Regions from separate parts of the Homo sapiens genome. Here region 2 is linked to region 1. Evidence: read pairs that join two places in POLR2A ChIA-PET (ENCODE). Cell type or tissue: OCI-LY7. All regions are shown on one strand. Links, peaks and the distances in the headings refer to the core of each region. The heading gives the core; the rest is flanking DNA.

Region 1 (8,000 bases), core at 1-8,000:
CTGGGTTCTGCCATGCCTGATGCCCAGGTCCCCGCCCTGCAAATGTTTGGCCCTCCCCCTGCCAGTCTGCACTGATGATGGCTGGGGAGGTTTCTCCCCCTGGAGCAGGGTACAGGAAGGAGAGCTCGTGCCTTCTTTTACCTCCCCTGCCTCCCCACCTCAGTGTACCCTAGTCATGTCTGCAGGCAGAAGCACTGACTCTGCTGGCCTTCTCCAGTGCTGGGTGACCCCTAACACTGCATGGGACAGATATCCAGAAGACAGTGGCCTTGGTCACAGAGAACGGGGGTTCTCAGCACAAAGCTGCCCTCTGCTGAGGAAGGAAGATACCTCTCCTTCCCTCCTGCACCTGAAACATCCCTTTGTCTTTCAAGATGAGTGCTGCCACCTCTGGGAAGCCCTCCCTGACTACCCAAGGCTAATTCAAGCTCCTCCTCCTCCTCCTCTCGGCTCTCTCTAAACGTGGGTTATGACCCCTCTAACAGTCATCTCATTGTTCTGGAATGGTTACTTGCTTGTCCTTCCACCCCCTGTGGGTATGTATGCACACACATGTGTACACACACACTCATGTGATGCAGACAGCAGAGGTGGCAGCCTTGTCATCTCTAGACCCTCAATCTCTCACATGGGACCCACCGTAGAGCCGGCACTCATCAGCTGAATGTTGGTTATGACCATGACAATCGTTGCCATTTTTGAAGCACTGCCTAGGTACCAGGCACTGTTCTAAGCGTTTCTGCTGCTCGAATTGGTGGGTGCTGTTGCACCCCACTCAGACCCCTGCTGCCAGCAGGGCACCGCTCCCCCAGCTGCTGTGGGTGTTGGCTGATAATGAATGCTCCACAGCCTCAAGGTGGGACCCACCCTGGTACAATTCATGGTCCAGAGCCACCCCCGTGGTGTTGGGCTGAAGCTGGTGAACAACGTCCCTGCTAAGCCCCCTCCCCTGACCTGCCCTGCCTGCTTCTCCTGGGAGCCCTCCCTAGCAAATCACTTTCACAAAGATCCCTGCCTCAGGCTCTGCTTCTGGAAGACCCTACCTGAGACAGGTGTGTGGTCTCAGCAAGACTTCCCAACCACCCAATGAAGATGGAGACGGTTTCCCTACTGCAGCCATTTTATAGAACAGGAAACCGAGGCCTGAGAGGGCAGGTCACCTGCCCAAGGTCCCAGACCTGGTAAGTGACAGAGAAGGGTTTGGACCTGGGTCCTGTCTGACTTCACAGCTCACAGTCTCAAAGACTGTGCTGGATGCCTCCGGGAAGAGATGAACAATGTGATGAATGAAAAGAGAGAGAGGGCCAGGTGTGGTGGCTCACACCTGTAATCCCAGCACTTTGGGAGGCCGAAGCAGGTGGATCACTTGAGGTCAAGAGTTCGAGACCAGCCTGGCCAACAAGGCAAAACCCTGTCTCTACTAAAAATACAAAATTATCCCGGCATAGTGGCGTGTGCCTGTAATCCCAGCTACTCTGGAGGCTGAGGCAGGAGAATCCCCTGAACCTGGGAGGAGGAGGTTGCAGTGAGCTGAGATCATGCCACTGCACTTCCAGCCTAATTGACAGAGCAAAACTCCATCTCGAAAAAAAAAAAAAAAGAGGGGAGAAAAGAGAAAAGCAAAGGCACCCAGAGAAGCTACAGCCCTGGACAGAGGAGCAGACGCAGAGCCCTCCTCTCTCGGGTCTCTGAGTGACCCTCCAGGAGTGCAGAGCTGCAGCACTGTCACCATTGTGCCTTCCCAGGACCCCCGGGAGCAAGCCCCTGAGTCCTGCCCTCTCTCCTGAAAGACTGGGGTTGGCAGTCCGGGCTTTCAGGGACAAGCATTAATTAGCCACCTCTACCAGGCTGAGAGCAAGCTCAGAATGGAGACATTCACATGTAGGCAAACATGGGTGTGAACACATCTGTACAAGCAAAGAGGGTGTACACACACACCCCAAGTCCTTCAGGGGCCCCCACAGATGCGTCACCTGGAAATGAACAAAGGGCAGTTCTAGGAGGTCAGAGCCAGGGCTGGCGCACTCCCCACTGTACTGCCAGCTGCAGTCATGTGGCCAGTACAAGATCGAGATCCATAACCTTTAGTGAACGAGTCATGGGGCCTCTCCATAGATAAGGATACAGGGAGTCAGAAAGAACTGGTTTCAAATCCTCACTCCACCACTTAGCGGCTGTGTGGCCTTAGGCAAGTGCCTTAACCTCTCTGGACTCCAGTACCTAACATATAGGAGCAGGGGAGATACTAAAAATATTTAACAAACCAGCACAACGTGGCCATGGACCTATCCTGGACTTCAGCTGTCAGCAAGCCAGTCAGAGCAGACACCAGTCACGACACCCAGCACCGCTGGGCCAGTGCAGACCTGGCCAAATTTCCACCAGCCAACGTAGCAGGTGGGTTCAGTGTGCCTCCTCCTCCCCTTCCTCACAGCACTGCCTGGGAGTCAGGACTGCCCAGAGTTTGGGCCTGCTGAGCGTTTGGCTGCACCTATAGCGAGTGACAAGCAGGGCTAGAAACCCAGCTGTCTCCCACCTCAGCCTGGCAGGCAGCACCACCCTGCCCTGGCTGCACCCCTCGGTGCCAACAGCTGGAATCCCTCAGCGGGAACGACCCAGAGGAGCTGGGGCTTCCTGCCATGGAGCAATCTGCCACTCTTCTGACCCCCAGGCCTTTGCACCCCAGCTGATTTCTATGCCTGGAATGGCCTGGTGCTTCCTGTAACAAATTCCACGTGTCCCTTAAGAGCCCTGCTCAGGCAGTACCCTCCCTCCTGAAGGCTCCCTGCCCGCACCCCACCCTGAAGGAGTCACTCAGGCCCAGAGTCCCCACCTTCCTCCCTCATGGCTCTCCTCATGGCCTCCCTGGGCCCCTCGCTAGATGGGAAGCCCCCCTGAGGCTGCAGGCTGGGGGTTACCCTTTGCTGTTGCCCCACAGCCTAGCAGGGCGTAGGTGCTCAGCAGCTGCTAGTCTCAACCACGGGCTGGGTTACAATGTCCTTTCCTGTAGGGATCTAACTCCAGCGCCAGGGCCGCAAAGCTCAAACACAGATGCACTTTCCACCCTGGCCTGCCCCGGAGGCCCACCCCAGGCCCATCAGCTATGGTGAATTCTGGGCACGGGCAGTGGGAACCATGCTGCATAACAGGGTCTGAAGAAGTAACCCCCGTCTGGAGCCTCAGTTTGCCTGGACACGGTGCTGCCACACACACTCGGTCCCAGTACCCCTCCCCTCCCCGGTTTGCTGCTGGAGCAGACTCCCAGGCACCCTAGACAAAAGGAGAAGCCTTCTCAGGGGTTCACACAGTGTGGGGGGAGCTCACTGCCTGTGTCCAAAGCACCCAGGGGTGCCTGTCATGAAGCCAACACCCACTCCCCAAACAAGTGCAGAATCTCAGGGGTGGGCCCAGGAAGCTGTACCATTAAAAAAAGAGAAAGAAAAAGAAAAAGGAAATCTCCCCAGTGATTCTCACGCTCCTTTGCAGAACACACTCTGATCATCCGGCCTCCTGGATTGAGCAAGGTGACCTGGGGGAGGGGTGGCGGAGGGGGCTCATGGCCGAGACCCGGCATCCAAAGGCTGTGGGAGCCCCTAACCCAGAGAAATGGCAGCTTCTGCAGCTCCCTCTGCACAAGCCATTCCATCGAATACTAACTGCGGCAGAGGGTCTTCCTGGCCCTCGGCAAACCCCCAAACTGCCTTCCCTGAAGGCTGCTGCTGGGCGCTTCCCCAAGGGCAGGGGCTGTGCCTATCCCCCTCCGACCGAACGGCCTCCCAGACACAGCTGCCTCTTCCCTCAGATCGCATCCCTGAGGCAGGCAGGGGCTGCACCTCTTCCCTGGCAGCCCCCCACCCCGCACAGTGGCCAGCACAGGTCTCGTGGGAATCCTGCATCCCGCGGGCTTCATCCCCACGAGTGCCCTTGGGGTAACCAGGGGAGCCCCTCACTCCTCCAGGGCCTGAGAACCACAGGGCCAGGGCGGCTCCAGGCGGCAGCAAGAAATCCCACCCTGGCTGGGGAAGGGTTTCCCATCAGGGCTCAAAGGGCCTGATGGGAAAGAGCCCTGCCGTGGCCAAGTTTGGGCTCTCAAGAGCCGCAATGGACGAGGGCTCCTGGCCACTAACGGCAGGCAGCTGGACTCCCATGGCCCCCAGGCCGGCTGAGTGGTGGCCTCCCACCTCCTCCCCTCCAGGTTCCTCTCTTGTCTGAGGCTTTGCTGTGAGTGACCGTCCCTGGACTTCCTCCCTGGCTCTGTGTGGCTCCAGCCCCCCCGGTAGCCGGCAGAGGGGGTAGGACTTCCTCCCTGGCTCTGTGAGCCTCCAGCCCCCAGTAGCTGGCAGAGGGGGTCGGCTCCCTTGAGCAATCTCAGGCCTGTTTATTCTCTTGGACAGAAAAAAAAAAAAAAATCCACAGCCTTGTCATGGCTAAACAATGAGGAACAGAAAGCCCCTTGGCAAAGCAGAACAAAAGGTCACTCCCTCCACAGCAGCAGTCCCCAGGAGCAGGGGGCTGGGCCCAAACCACAGCCCTGGGAGCCGGCCTCTGGTCAGTACAGGGGCCCCCCAGGAGGTCCCCAAAACATGGCAAGCATTCTCTAGGAAATGCAGGGCTACAGAAGCTTCCAGTTCCTGTGCCTTGGATTGGGGAGGCTCCAATTCACACCCCACTCACCCCACAGGGGATCTTTGACATGTTAAAATGAGGAAATAAGTTGGATAGTACTTGATTCAGTCAGCGTGTTCAGCAAACTACAATCTTCCAAAATATGGGGGCCTCAAGTGAAAAATTGAAAATCACTGTTGAGGGTTAACTGACCATTTATTTAACAGGCAGGGAATCTGAGACCCAGTGGTGAGGGAATCGGAGAGGATGGATAGATATGTAGGTAGGTAGGTAGGTAGATAGATAGATAGATAGATAGATAGGTAGATAGAATAGATAGATAGCTAGATAGATAGATAGGTAGGTAGATAGAATAGATAGCTAGCTAGCTAGCTAGCTAGATAGATAGATAGATAGATAGATAGATAGGTAGATAGAATAGATAGATAGATAGATAGATAGATAGATAGATAGATAGATAGATAGATAGATAAAATAGATAAAATAGCTAGATAGATAAAACAGACAGACAAACAGATAGATAGATAGATAAAATAGAAAGATAGCTAGATAGATGATAGATTAGATAAATAGATGATAGAGATAATAGAAAGTAGATACAAGATAAATAGATGGATGATAGAAAATATCAATAGATAGCTATACATATATACATAGAGAGAGAGAGAGAGAGAGAGAGAGAATAGATAAAAGGAAAGAAAAAAGAAAACTGCACCTAAATCTATATTCCAATTGGTGAGGCAGGTCTGATTGTGCCCATTTCACAGATGAGATAACAGAGATGGAAAAAGGCAAAGCCACCTCCCCTCGTCTCCCAGAGACTTTGGGCCATGCCAGGGCCAGGATGGCGGCAAGCGGATAGAGGACTATGGATAAGAAGCTCATCAGGGCCCACCCACAGTCTCTGAGCCGCCTCCCATCTGGGTCCACAGCTCCCATTTCCCCTCCTCCAGATTGGGCTCCCTCCTCTAAGACAGGTAGCACCTGCAGTTAGCGGTAGCTCATCGGTACCGAGCACCTGCTACCTCCCAGGGGCAACTGTGCGTGTTAGACCCACTGTCTGGTCTTCTCACTGACATTCGCAGGTGCTCAGGGAGACAAAGCAGTGTGCCCAAGGCTATCCCAGAAGAGCTGCAATCCTTGCCACCCCCAATCCTGCCTCCCTTCTCTTGGGGCCCAGAGAGCTTCCCTTCCCCCTCCACACAGACCCAGGACTCCAAGGGCCCCAAAGCTGAATGGCCCAACCTCAGCAGCTCCTCCCACCATGCAGCCTCCATCCCAGATGGGAGCTGTCTCTGTCACCCAGGGGTTAGACCCCCACCCTGTTGCTCCTCCAGGTCTTGGCTTTGGCCCTCTGGGGAGGAAGGAAAACAATGGGATATTTGCTAAGCAACTACTATGTGCCAGGCCAGATGGCAGGCACTGTATAAAATCCTAGTTCCACCCTAAAAAGCTGGTGTGAATGGCCCCATTTCACAGCTCAGGGAGATCAAGTCACTTGTCCGTGGTCCATGGAGAAAGTCAGGGGCAAAGGTGAAAGCAGTGATTCATTCATTCATTCATTCAACAGACGTGCTGAGCACCCAGTGTTGTAGGTGCTGGGTAAACAGTAGCATTGAACAAATCAAATCCCTGCCCCCGGGAAGTTGTCATCTTAGCTGGGGAGACACATGCACGTTCAATAGAGAATTCAAGGTGGTGGTAAGAGCTAAGGAAAAGGGTGACACAAGGTGCGGGGCCGGGGAGACAGGGAGATGCCCTTGGCACACTCAGTGCTTGGTCAGGAGGTCAGGGCAGTGGGCCCAGAGCGGGTGGGTGAGGGTGAGAACGAAAGCAGCAGTAGAGCATCTACTAGAAGCCTGCTTCATGCCAGTCATCACGAAGAGCTGTCCCAGCATCATAGCCTCTCTGAATCCTCCCCTGGTCCCCCTGAGGCCAGTCCTATTGTTATTCCCAAGTTACAGATGAAGAAACTAGCCTCAAAGAGGCCTCCTCACCTCCAGTCCTGTGTTTCCTCCCTGGCCAGGAAGACTGGGTCTCAACCCCAAGGCCCGCCCCTACCCCAAAGATCCTCTGTGTCCTCACTCAAGTGTCTCCTCTGCTGTGGGCAGTAACCAGGTTCTCTGTGCCTCAGTTTCTCTGCCTGTAAAATGAGAGTGTGGGCCTGGTTGATGCTCTAAGCAAAAGGACCAGCCCTGGGTTCTTAAGGATGGGTGTCGAAGGCTCAGTCCCTCACCAGACCTCAGGGGTGCTGGGTGGTGTGTGGCCCATCCACATGAGAGGTGGAGAAACAGCACGAGCTGGGAGGTGGGGGCTGGGATGTGGGGCAGAGTTGGGCTGGTCCTGGGCCTCTGGAGAGAGCAGAGGGTGGATTAGCAGGGGCTTCCATGCTCAGCTTCTGCCCCCATCCCCTTCCCCCCAGGGAGGGCAGCTCGAGCAGGCGACTTCTGAGAGGAAAGGGCCAGAAATGTCCCCTTTCCCAGGTGTGCTGGACACCGGCCTTGTAGAAGGGGCGCTGACTTAGGTTAGAGGGTCTATGTGCATATGGAGAGGTGCGTGGCATGCTCTGTGCACCGCCAGGAGGTCAGGGTAGTGGGTCCGGGGGATTTGGGGGTGTCATGGACTTTCTCTGAGCCTCGGCATTGTCACCTGTAAAATGGGAGTGGTACTCCTTGCCCTGTCTCCTCCAGGGGTTCTTGTGAGGAGCAAAGGCCCCTGGGGAGGTCCTCACTTGGGTTCATCATCTTCTCCCAGACTCCTGGGGGCTCCATGGGGGCGCTGCAAGGGGCCTGCAAAGGCCCTGGTCATAGACCCATGTTACAGAACATGGGAACTGGGCTCTTCCTGCCTTGGTTTTAGCCAAGAACTGGCAAGGCGAGAACACACCCCAGGGCAGCGAACTGCCCGGCTTTAGTGGGGTGTTAGATGGCCCGTGTGGGCCTTGCAAAGGAGGGGGCCTCCATCCTGCCTCCAGGGTAAGTGTGGGGAAGCTGACCTGTGACTCCTGGGGCTGGCAGTTCACCCCCAGGCTGGCACCAGGCCCGTTCCTCAGGAAGCCTTACATGGGGAGACCATGGCAGGCCCGCTGCTGTGACAGTGTGACAGAGGCTTCGGTGGGGCAAAGGAGAAGAGTGCAACAGGCCAGATGTGGTCCTCCTTGACAGGGACCTTGGGCTAACTCACAGGGACTTTGCTCAGAGGAACACTGGAAGGGTAATGTGACCCCAAAACAGAGTCTGGGTGAGTGGACAAAACCCAGGGGCCGGGGTCTGTGAGCAGCCCAGCCAGAGGACGATGCGGCTGTGAGAGCCTGCAAGAAGGTGAGCTTCTGAGAGCTGCCGAGGGCCGAGCTCCAGGAAGAAAAGACCCCGCTG
Region 2 (10,386 bases), core at 1,234-9,233, 140 kb after region 1:
CCTCGCTTAACCTTAATTACCTTTTTAAAGGTCCTGTCTTGGCCAGGCGCGGTGGCTCACGCCTGTAATCCCAACACTTTGGGAGGCCGAGGCGGGCGGATCACAAGGTCAGGAGTTTGAGACCACCCTGACCAACATGGTGAAACCCTGTCTCTACTAAAAATACAAACATTAGCCGGGCTTGTTGGCACGTGCCTATAATCCCAGCTTCTGGGGAGGTCAAGGCAGGAGAATCATTTGAACCCGGGAGGCGGAGGTTGCAGTGAGCCGAGATCATGCCACTGCACTCCAGCCTGGATGACAGAGAAAGACTTCGTCTTAAAAAAACAAAAACAAAAATGAAAACAAAAACCAAAAAGAGGCCCTGTCTCATTGGGGGTTAGGGCTTCAACCTATGAATTTGGGGGGCATGAACTTGGCAGGGAGAAGCAGGCACAGTTCAGTCCATAACGGCTCTTCTCCACATGAGTTCATTTATTTCCCATATCCACAAGGAGGCTTAGAAAGAGATGAAGTTGAGTTGTGAGGCAACTTGTCCAAAGTCACATAGAAAAAAGAAAAAAGCAACATGTCCTACTGTTTCAATGAATAACCGTGTCCTCTGTGCCTGGGCTCAACTCCAGAGAACTTGGAAGGAAGAAGGGAGTCATGGATTTGGATCTGAAAGGTTCCTAAGCAGGAAGAATCTGCTTCATCCCAGGAATTGTTCTAAGACTTTTTTTTTTCTTTGTCTTTTTCTTTCTTTCCTTTCTTTCTTTCTTTCTTTTTTTTCTTTCTCTTTTGAGACAGCTTCTGGCTCTGTTGCCCAGGCTGGAGTGAGGTGACATGATCTCAGCTCACTGCAGCCTCAACTTCCCTGGCTCAATTGATCCTCCCACCTCAGCCTCCTGAGTAGCTGAAACTACAGGCACGCACCACCATGCCCGGCTAATTTTTGTTATTTTCTGTAGAGATGGGGGTCTTCCTATGTTGCCCAGGCAGGCTGGTCTCCATCTCCTGGGCTCAAATGATCTGCCCACCTCAGCATCCCAAAGTGCTGGGATTACAGGTGTGAGCCACCATACCTGGCAATGCTCTAAGACTTTTCAAACCTTAGGACCTATCTAACAATCTGTGTACCTCTGGGTCACCCTCTTTTCCACGGGAGGGGACAGAGCACCTTGCTGAGTGACTCTGCTGACAATGGTGAAACAAGACTTGAACTCAGTCTGAAAGACTTCACACGGCTGCAGGCAGTGGGTATAAATGCCAGCTTGGAGCCCCCCAAACCTGATGGCTGGAAAAGGGGCAACACAGCTGGGGCTCCCAGGTGTCAGTGCCCCCGGGAGCCTCTGGGATCAGCTGTTGACCCCAACTTCCCCCGCAGGGGTTCCCAGCTGTCACGTCAGAATTCATCTGCCTAAGCACTAAAGAAACTCCAAGATGACGCATTGGTGCTCTGGGGGTGGCGGGAGAGGGTTGATGGGGGCCTGTCCACAACCCCAGCCCCTATGGTGACGTCACTTCTCACCCCCACAGTTCTTTCTCTCCACCTTCCATCTCACAAACTGCTGGGCAAGCGGCCGGGCTGACAAGCAGGGAAGCCCTGGGCTTCTCCCAGCCAGAACAGACCGATCGGAGAGGCAGGCGGTGGCCCTGGATGCTTGAGGTTTGAGCTGTAGCCGCTGGTGCTGTTAAAACCACAAGAGATTGAAAAAAACTCCTTGCCAGTCAAAATGAAAAGTGAGACTGAGAGAAACTGAGTGAGAAGATCTCGGTAAAGAAAAAGCCAAGTGTTGGCTTCCATGAAAGAAACACGGCCCAATGGGTCATTAAATGACTAAGTTCTGGGGCCACACTGACAATGACAGGGCTTCCTGCAGCACGTGTGTGTGTGCATGTGTGTGTGTGCATGTGTGTGTGTGCGTGTGTGTGTGCGTGTGTGTATGCATGTGCACACATGTGAGGGAGTGTGTGTAAGGGAGGGAGTGTGAGGGTGTGCAAGAGGGCTCGTGCCCTCAAAAGTAGGGACCTGTGGGCTCAAGGCTGTGTGTCCACAAGTGTATGAGAGTGGGGTGTGTGTGTGAGCTGGTGTACACACAAGTGTGTCTAGGGTGTGTGTGTAAGTGTATGAGTGTGTGAGAGCAGCGAGGGCTTGTGCCCCTGAGATTATGTGCGCATGCACGTGGTGTGTGTGCACAAGGATGTGTGTGTGAGGTTCTGCGTGCTTGAGGTTGTGTGTGCAAATGTGTGACGGTGTGTGGGTGTGGGTGTGTGCATGTGGGTGGGTAGGTGTGTGCTCAAGGCTGTGTGTGTAAGGGTGTGTGTGTATGCAAGTGTGCCAGGGTGTGTGATCAGCAAAGCATTATGATCCCCTTCCCCCAACTTCACAGCAAGTGGGGCAGCGACCCCACCTCTAACCCCTGTCAGCCAGGGAGGAAGGGAAGGAAGGCCCAGAGCTCAGTGTCAGGTTATGTAGTGCGGGGCCACATAGGGGCTCACTCAGCCCAATCCAGGCTTTGCCACTCCTCCTGGCTAAGCTGCCTCCCGAGGAAAATAGGAGTCCACCCAATGCCAGCAGAGGAGGAGAGAAATGTCAGCACAGATGTCTACCAAGGGGCATGTGATGCAGCTCAAAAGGACGGACTCTGGAGTTCAGGGTGGTCTGAGTTCGAATCCTGGCTTGGTCCCTTGATAGCTGTGTGGCCCGAGACAGGTCAGTTAACCTCTCTGTGCCTCAAATGCCCCATCTCTAAACTGGGGATAATAACCTTACCTTACAGGATGGTTTTGAGAACTCGAAGAGTAAGAGATATGGAGCTCTTAGAATAGTGCATGGTGGGGCCGGGCACAGTGGCTCATGCCTCTAATCACAGCACTTTGGGAGGCTGAGGTGGGCAGATCACATGGTCAGGAAATCAAGACCATCCTGGCTAATACGGTGAAACCCCGTCTCTACTAAAAATACAAAAAATCAGCCAGGTGTGGTGGCACGTGACTGTAGTCCCAGCTACTCAGGATGCTGAGGCAGGAGAATCACTTGAACCCAGGAGGCAGAGGTTGCAGTGAGCCGAGATCGCGCGATTGCACTCCAGACTAGGGGACAGAGCAAGACTCCATCTCAAAAAATAAAATAAATAAAATAAGAATAGTGCATGGCACATGATACGCACTATCTAAATCTTCCTCTTACTGGCCGGGCACAGTGGTTCACGCCTGTAATCCCTGCACTTTGGGAGGCAGAGGTGGGTGGATCACCTGAGGCCAGGAGTTTGAGAACAGCCTGGCCAATATGGTGAAATCCCGTCTCTACTAAAAGCATAAAAATTAGCCAGACGTGGTGGCACGTGCCTGTAATCCCAGCTACTTGAGAGGCTGAGGCACAAGAATCACGTGAGCCTGCGAGGTGGAGGCTGCAGTGAGCCGAGATCGCGCCACTGCAATCCAGCCTGCGTGACAGAGCAAGACTCCATCTCAAATAAAAAAAAAATAGAAAGAAAAATCTTCCTCTTACTACCATAAGTGATGCCTGCAAGCCATGAGCTCCCGAATTTAGTACACCTAGGACAGATGAACCCCCAGGATTATAAAACCCCAAGATACATCAGATGCCGGAGTGGCCAGACACCAAGGGCCATGAGGCTGTCTCAGCTTGTCGGTGACCAGGGCAGAGGGTTGGGGGTACTGCCTGCTGTCCACCCCTCCCATCTATGGGAGACCTCATCTCCCCAACGTGTCATCTTGAGAGGCTGCTTTGGCCGGTAAGACAAACCTGCATTTACAGCTTGGAGCACTGAGGTCAAGCAGCGGGGAGCTTTGGAGTTCAGGAATCTCAGGATGGAGGGCCAGGGATGAGTTTCCTTCCCCCCACTCCACCTCAAGCCCAACAAGGAATTTTCTGGCATGATGAGCGTGTTAGTCTGCTCAGGCTGCCATAAAGTCCCGCAAATGGGGTGGCTTAAGCCACAGAAATTAGCTTCCTCGCACTTCTGGAGGTGAAGGTTGAGGCGTCAGCAGGGCTGGGTTTTTTCAAGACCTCTCTCCTTGGCTCACGGGTGGCCATGTTGTCGCTGCGTTCTCACCTGGACTTTCCTCTGTACGTGCACAGGTCTGTGGCCAAATTTCCCCTTTTTGTAAGGACACCAGTCGTATTGGATTAGGGTCCACCTGAAAGGCCTTGTTTTAACTTAATTGCCTCTTTAAAGACTATCTCAAAGGACTGTTGCATTCTGAAGTACTGGAGGTTAGGACTTCCAAATGTGAATTTGGGGAGGGACACAGTTCAGCCCAGGACACTGAGGTTTCTGCTTGCCCCAGAAAATTAATTCCCAACTGAAGCTAAGAGCTAAACTGTGGACTTGACCGTGAGCAAACAGCCGTCACGTGGCCACCCCAGCATCTCATTCATCATTCATCCAGGCAACTGTGAACTGTATTCATTTCTTTTTTTTTTTTTTGAGTCAGAGTCTCGCTCTGTCACCCAGGTTGGAGTGCAGTGGCGTGATCTCAGCTCACTGCAACCTCTGCCTCCCAGGTTCAAGCGACTCTCGTGCCCCAGCCTCCCGAGTAAGTGAGATTTCAGGTGCATGCCATTACACCGGCTAATTTTTGTATTTTCAGTAGAGACGGGGTTTCACCATGTTAGCCAGACTGGTCTCAAACTCCTGACCTCAAGTGATCCACCCACCTCGGCCTCCCAGAGTGCTAGGATTACAGGCATGAGGTACCACGCCCAGTCTGTGTTCATTTCTTAGGGCCACTGTAGTAACTGCTCACAAACGGTATGATTAAAACAATTGAAACTTCTAGCCTCTAGTTCTGGAGACCGGAAGTCCAAGATCAAGGTGTTGGCAGGGTTGCTTCCTTCTGGAAGCTCTGACAGAAAATCTGTCCCTCCTATGCCTCTCCCCTGGCTTCTAGCAGCTGCCTGCCATCCTTCATCAGTCCTCTCTGCCCCTGTCATCATGTTCCCTGCTTGCTTTTTTTTTTTTTTCAGTGAGATAGCGCCTTGCTCTGTTGCCCAGGCTGGAGTGCAGTGGCGTGATCTCGGCTCACTGCAACCTCTGCCACCCGGGTTCAAGTGATTCTCCTGCCTCAGCCTCCCGAGTAGCTGGGATTACAGGCACGCACCACCTGGCTAATTTTTTTTTTTTTTGTATTTTTAGTAGAGACGGGGTTTTACCATGTTGGCCAGGCTGGACTCAAACTCCTGACCTCAGGTGATCCGCCCACCTCAGCCTCCCAAAGTGCTGGGATTACAGGTGTGAGCCACCACTCCTGGCCCATGTTCCCTAATTCTTTGTGTCTCTGTGGTGTGTCCTTTTCTGTATCTTATAAGACACCTATTATTGGATTTAAAGCCCTCCCTAAACCAGGATGCTCTCATTTTGAGATCATTACCCTACCTTTTTTTTTTTTTTTTTTTTCCGATTTCTCAATCTTTTCCCCACCTTTCCCCCCTTTCCATTCCACAAAACCGCCATTGTCATCATGGCCCGTTCTCAATGAGCTGTTGGGTACACCTCCCAGACGGGGTGGTGGCCTGGCAGAGGGGCTCCTCACTTCCCAGTAGGGGCGGCCGGGCAGAGGCGCCCCTCACCTCCCGGACGGGGCGGCTGGCCGGGCGGGGGGCTGACCCCCCACCTCCCTCCCGGACGGGGCGGCTGGCCTGGCTGGGGGCTGACCCCCCCACCTCTCTCCCGGACGGGGTGGCTGCCGGGCGGAGAGGCTCCTCACTTCCCAGACGGGGTGGCTGCCGGGCGGAGGGGCTCCTCACTTCTCAGACGGGGCGGCTGCCGGGTGGAGGGTCTCCTCACTTCTCAGACGGAGCGGCCGGGCAGAGATGCTCCTCACCTCCCAGACGGGGTCGCAGCCGGGCAGAGGCGCTCCTCACATCCCAGCCGGGGCGGCAGGGCAGAGGCGCTCCCCACATCTCAGACGATGGGCGGCCGGGCAGAGACGCTCCTCACTTCCTAGATGGGATGGCGGCCGGGCAGAGACGCTCCTCACTTTCCAGACTGGGCAGCCAGGCAGAGGGGCTCCTCACATCCCAGACGATGGGCGGCCAGGCAGAGACGCTCCTCACTTCCCAGACGGGGTGGCGGCCGGGCAGAGGCTGCAATCTCGGCACTTTGGGAGGCCAAGGCAGGCGGCTGGGAGGTGGAGGTTTTAGCGAGCCGAGATCACGCCACTGCACTCCAGCCTGGGCACCATTGAGCACTGAGTGAACGAGACTCCGTCTGCAATCCCGGCACCTCGGGAGGCCGAGGCTGGCGGATCACTCGCGATTAGGAGCTGGAGACGGGCCCGGCCAACACAGCGAAACCCCGTCTCCACCAAAAAAATACGAAAACCAGTCAGGCGTGGCGGCGCGCGCCTGCAATCGCAGGCACTCGGCAGGCTGAGGCAGGAGAATCAGGCAGGGAGGTTGCAGTGAGCCGAGATGGCAGCAGTACAGTCCAGCTTCGGCTCGGCATCAGAGGGAGACCGTGGGGAGAGGGAGAGGGAGAGGGAGAGGGAGAGGGAGAGGGAGAGGGACTCGCGTCTTAAGAGCCCCATTACCCTACCTTAATTACATCTGCAGAAAGGCTGGGCATGGTGGCTCACGCCTGTAATCCCAGCACTTTGGGAGGCCAAGGCGGGTGGATCACTTAAGGTCAGGAGTTCAAGACTATCCTAGCCAACATGGTGAAACCCTGTCTCTACTGAAAATACAAAAAATTAGCCAGGTATGGTGGTGTGCGTCTGTAGTCCCAGTTGCTCGGGAGGCTGAGGCAGGAGAATCACTTGAACCCGGGAGGCGCAGGTTGCAGTGAGCCGAGAGCGTGCCACTGCGCTCCAGCTTGGGCAACCAAAAACAAACAAACAAAAAACAGAAAGAAAAAAAGAAAAGAAATTTATGTTGCTTAAGCCCTGCAGTCTGTGGTGTTCTGTTATACAGCCCTAGCGGGTGATAGGGTGAGACTATCTCAAAAAAAAAAAAAAAAAAAGAAAAAAATTATATCTGCATAGACCCTTATTCCAAATAAGGTCATATACTCTGAAGTTCTAGGTGGACATATCTTTGGGGGGCCACCTCTGAACCCACATCAGGGACCCAGAGAAGATGCCGGCTCTCCCAAATGTCAGTGTCCTCAGAGTCCTTTGGCAGCTGAGGCCCACAGGGAGGATCAGCACCTGGGAGACCCTTGTCCTTCAGAAGGGCCCAGCCCAGCAAGGCAAGAAGTCCCAAGGAACCCACCCATCCCGGTCAGGAGAACCACAGGAGGGTTTTACGGGGATGGGGAGTCCACGTGGCCAGGCAGGGAGACTGAGGAAAGGTTTGGGCAATCCGGCCTGAAGGCGGGACTTGAGCAGGTCTTACCCTGCAGGAGGAGTGGAATGGAGGTGTGGGTAACTGCCCCCATCCTGCTCTGTTCCCACACCGTGTCCTACAGAGTCCCTAGAGTTCCCAACCAAAGATTCCTGGAAGGGCCTGAGTGGTTTTCAGGCCTCTGACCCTCCCAGGCTTGGAGGCCCGCAGGGCCCTACTCCAGCACAGACACTGGGCCAGCGCCCTGTGTCCATCATTTCATGGAAGAATCACCTGAAACTTCCCCTGCTCCCACTCGGCTCATTCCTTACTGTGTATCTGGCCAGGTGGGGTGGACCCCTCTAGAGACAGGATCCTCATCTGCCAATATGCACACAGGCCCTGGTTTCAAATAATAATGTTGCACATTTATTAGGCCCAGTACTGCACTACGCATTTCATCTCCTGATCATCTAATTTCATCCTCTAAAAACCCCAACGCAGTAGGTAACATTCTTGGTTTTCTGGGTTTTTTTTTTTTGTTGTTGTTGTTTTGTTTTGTTTTGTTTTGTTTTTTGAGACAGGGTCTTGCTCTGTCACCCAGGCTGGAGTGCAGTAGCTCGACCGTGGCTCGCTGCAGCTTCCAACTCCTGGGCTCAAGTGATCCTCCTGCCTCAGCCTCCCAAGTGGCTGGAAACACAGGTTCGTGCCACCACACCTGGCTAATTTTTTAAATTCTTTTGTAGAGACAGGGGTCTCCCTATGTTGCCCAAGCCGGTCTCGAGCTCCTGGGCTCAAGCAATCCACCCACCTTGGCCTCCCAAAGTGTTGGCATTATAGGTGTGAGCCACGGTGCCTGGCCCAGTAGGTAGCATTCTAATCCCCATTCTACAGATGAGGAAACTGAGGCTCAGAGAAGCCCACTGACTTGTGCAGGAGCAGCAGCCAACACTGACCCCCAGGCTGAGGCTCCAGGTCCAGTGTTCTGCAACACACAGCTGGCACCTGGGGCTGCTTCCTCTCCTGGGTGAGCCTAAGTAGCAAATGTAAGAAGTTATGTTTGCTCATTTCTGCTTGAGTGGATTCACAAGCCGCTGGCTCTGTGACAATGGGCAGCTCTCTGGAGGGATGCTTTGAAGACAAAACAGAATAGAGCCCCATGTCTCTTGCGTGAGTCACTATATTCCTTGAAAGATAAATGGCCCCAGACTTGCTTTTTCCTACACATAAGATACCATCTGGTGGGGTTAGTGATTCTGCCTCCACAATCGATTCAGCAGATGTGCTTTAGTCATCTATAGCCAGATGTACTCTATACCCAAACCTCGATGTGATTTTGTACATATTACAGCTTCACCACCTGTACATAAACTGTGAACTGAAACTGCCAGAGCAGCTGATAGAACCCCTCCACAGGGCTGCTCTCAGGCAATAGGCTCGGTCTATAGTCCTGGTAAAACTTCTGAATAAAAAGAACTCTAAAGTTTTTGTTTTTTGTTTTTGAGACGGAGTTTCACTCTTGTTGCCCAGGCTGGAATGCAATGGTGTGATCTCAGCTCACTGCAACCTCTGCCTCCCGGGTTCAAGCGATTCTCCTCCCGCAGCCTCCCGAGTAGCTGACATTACAGGCATGTGCCACCACGCCCGGCTAATTTTGTATTTTTAGTAGAGACTGGGTTTCTCAATGTTGGTCAGACTGGTCTCGAACTCCTGACCTCAAGTGATCTGCCCACCTTGGCCTCCCAAAGTGCTGGGATTACAGGCTTGAGCCACCACGCCCGGCATTTTTATTTATTTATTTATTTTTAGACATGGTCTCACTCTGTTGCTCAGGCTGGAGTGCAGTGTTGTGATCACCACGCACTGCAGTCTCAGACTTCCCCGGGCTCAGGTGATCCTCCCACCTCAGCCTACCAAGTAGCTGGGAACCACAGATGTATGTCACCATGCCTGGCTAATTTTTTGTATTTTCAGTAGAGATGGGGTTTCATCTCTACATGTTGCCCAGGCTGCTCTTAAACTCCTGGGCTCGGGCAATCCACTGGCTTCAGCCTCCCAAATTACTGGGATTACAAGTGTGAGCTACCACACCCAGCCCGAACTCTAATTCTTCAGCTTTTTATTTTCTTTAGTTGACACCTGGCAAACTTCCACCATGGGAGTCAGGGGGTGTTTGTCAGAATTTGCTGGGAATGGGATGGGGGGCAGCTAGTTCTCCCTCGAGGCTGGGGTGTTCTGTAACCCTCAATCCTGGTGGACAGGAAGGGTTCCCCCACCAAATCTGAGGCCTGGGGAATTCTCAAAGCCCTCCCTCTCCCCTTCTCCACTGGCTGAGATGTCATGAGTCCTGGCTGGCCAAGAAAGGCTTCCTTGCCTCGGGAGCTGGAGGCCCAGGACACCTGGGTGCCTCTGGTATCCCATCAACAATGGTGGGGGATAGAGGAGGCAGGGCTGGGGGAAGCAGAGGGGTTTCTGCTGAGTTTCAGAGGCTGTGTTGCCAACTCTTAGCCACAGATAAAGAGGGCCAAAGAGAGTGTGGTCAGAGCTCAGCATGGTGATGGCATGACAGGGGATGTCCCCAAAGGCCACCCAAACCATCATCAGGCACTCTTATGCCACCCCAACTGATCACATCACGATCCTGTGGGCCCAGCTTCCTCTCAAAACTTCCTGCAAGGCTTCAGCCATCCACCCTCACAGCCTCAGCACTGGCCCCAGGGAGGGTCCTGCCCACCCACATCCCTCCTCCCTCCCTGTCCTCAGAGCCTCCATGCTAATGAAACTGGCAAGAAGGCTGCTGCCGGCATCTGCTCCCAGCAACAGCCCTTCCAGGAGCTGGGGGTGAAGGCCACTGGATCAAAGGACTCCATGCCCTGCTTCCATTCTCTCTTATCGTCCTGGGGAAGGCATGAGCTGGAGCAAACTCAGGGGGCAGGTTCCATTCCAGGCAACAGGATGGCATCAATCTTATGATGGAAGAGCTGATGACAGTCTTATCATTTCTCATAGCTCCCCTCCCCGTCAGACCACGTGCCCGGGTCTCTGCAGGTCGGATCTGGTTCACCTCTTCTTGGAGTTATCGCCCGTGTACAGATGACAAAACTGAGCTACATACA

Evidence for each region. Peaks named below come from ENCODE experiments on the same cell type or tissue, not always from the same donor. Only the 100,000 strongest peaks of a DNase experiment are listed, where the experiment ranks them.
Region 2: POLR2A ChIA-PET joins it to region 1 with 10 read pairs; 2 of 35 experiments call an interaction of 5 or more read pairs at or near these places.

The regions. Positions count from the first base shown.
Region 1 is chr1:12,180,755-12,188,754 of GRCh38, reverse strand. The region is part of intron 1 of TNFRSF1B (TNF receptor superfamily member 1B); the gene reads right to left. Among named protein-coding and RNA genes, the nearest start is that of MIR4632, 7.0 kb to the left of the region's middle. In OCI-LY7, for the core only: no CTCF peak of the experiment used is centred there; no DNase peak of the experiment used is centred there.
Region 2 is chr1:12,038,786-12,049,171 of GRCh38, reverse strand. No RefSeq gene overlaps it. Among named protein-coding and RNA genes, the nearest start is that of MIR6729, 15 kb to the right of the region's middle. RefSeq lists enhancers at 1,072-1,161, 1,552-1,641, 2,302-2,361, 8,384-8,453, 9,519-10,018 and a cis regulatory region at 9,801-10,386. In OCI-LY7, for the core only: no CTCF peak of the experiment used is centred there; DNase peaks (open chromatin) are centred at 4,841, 8,441 and 9,151; H3K4me3 peaks cover 1,727 bases; H3K27ac peaks cover 3,103 bases.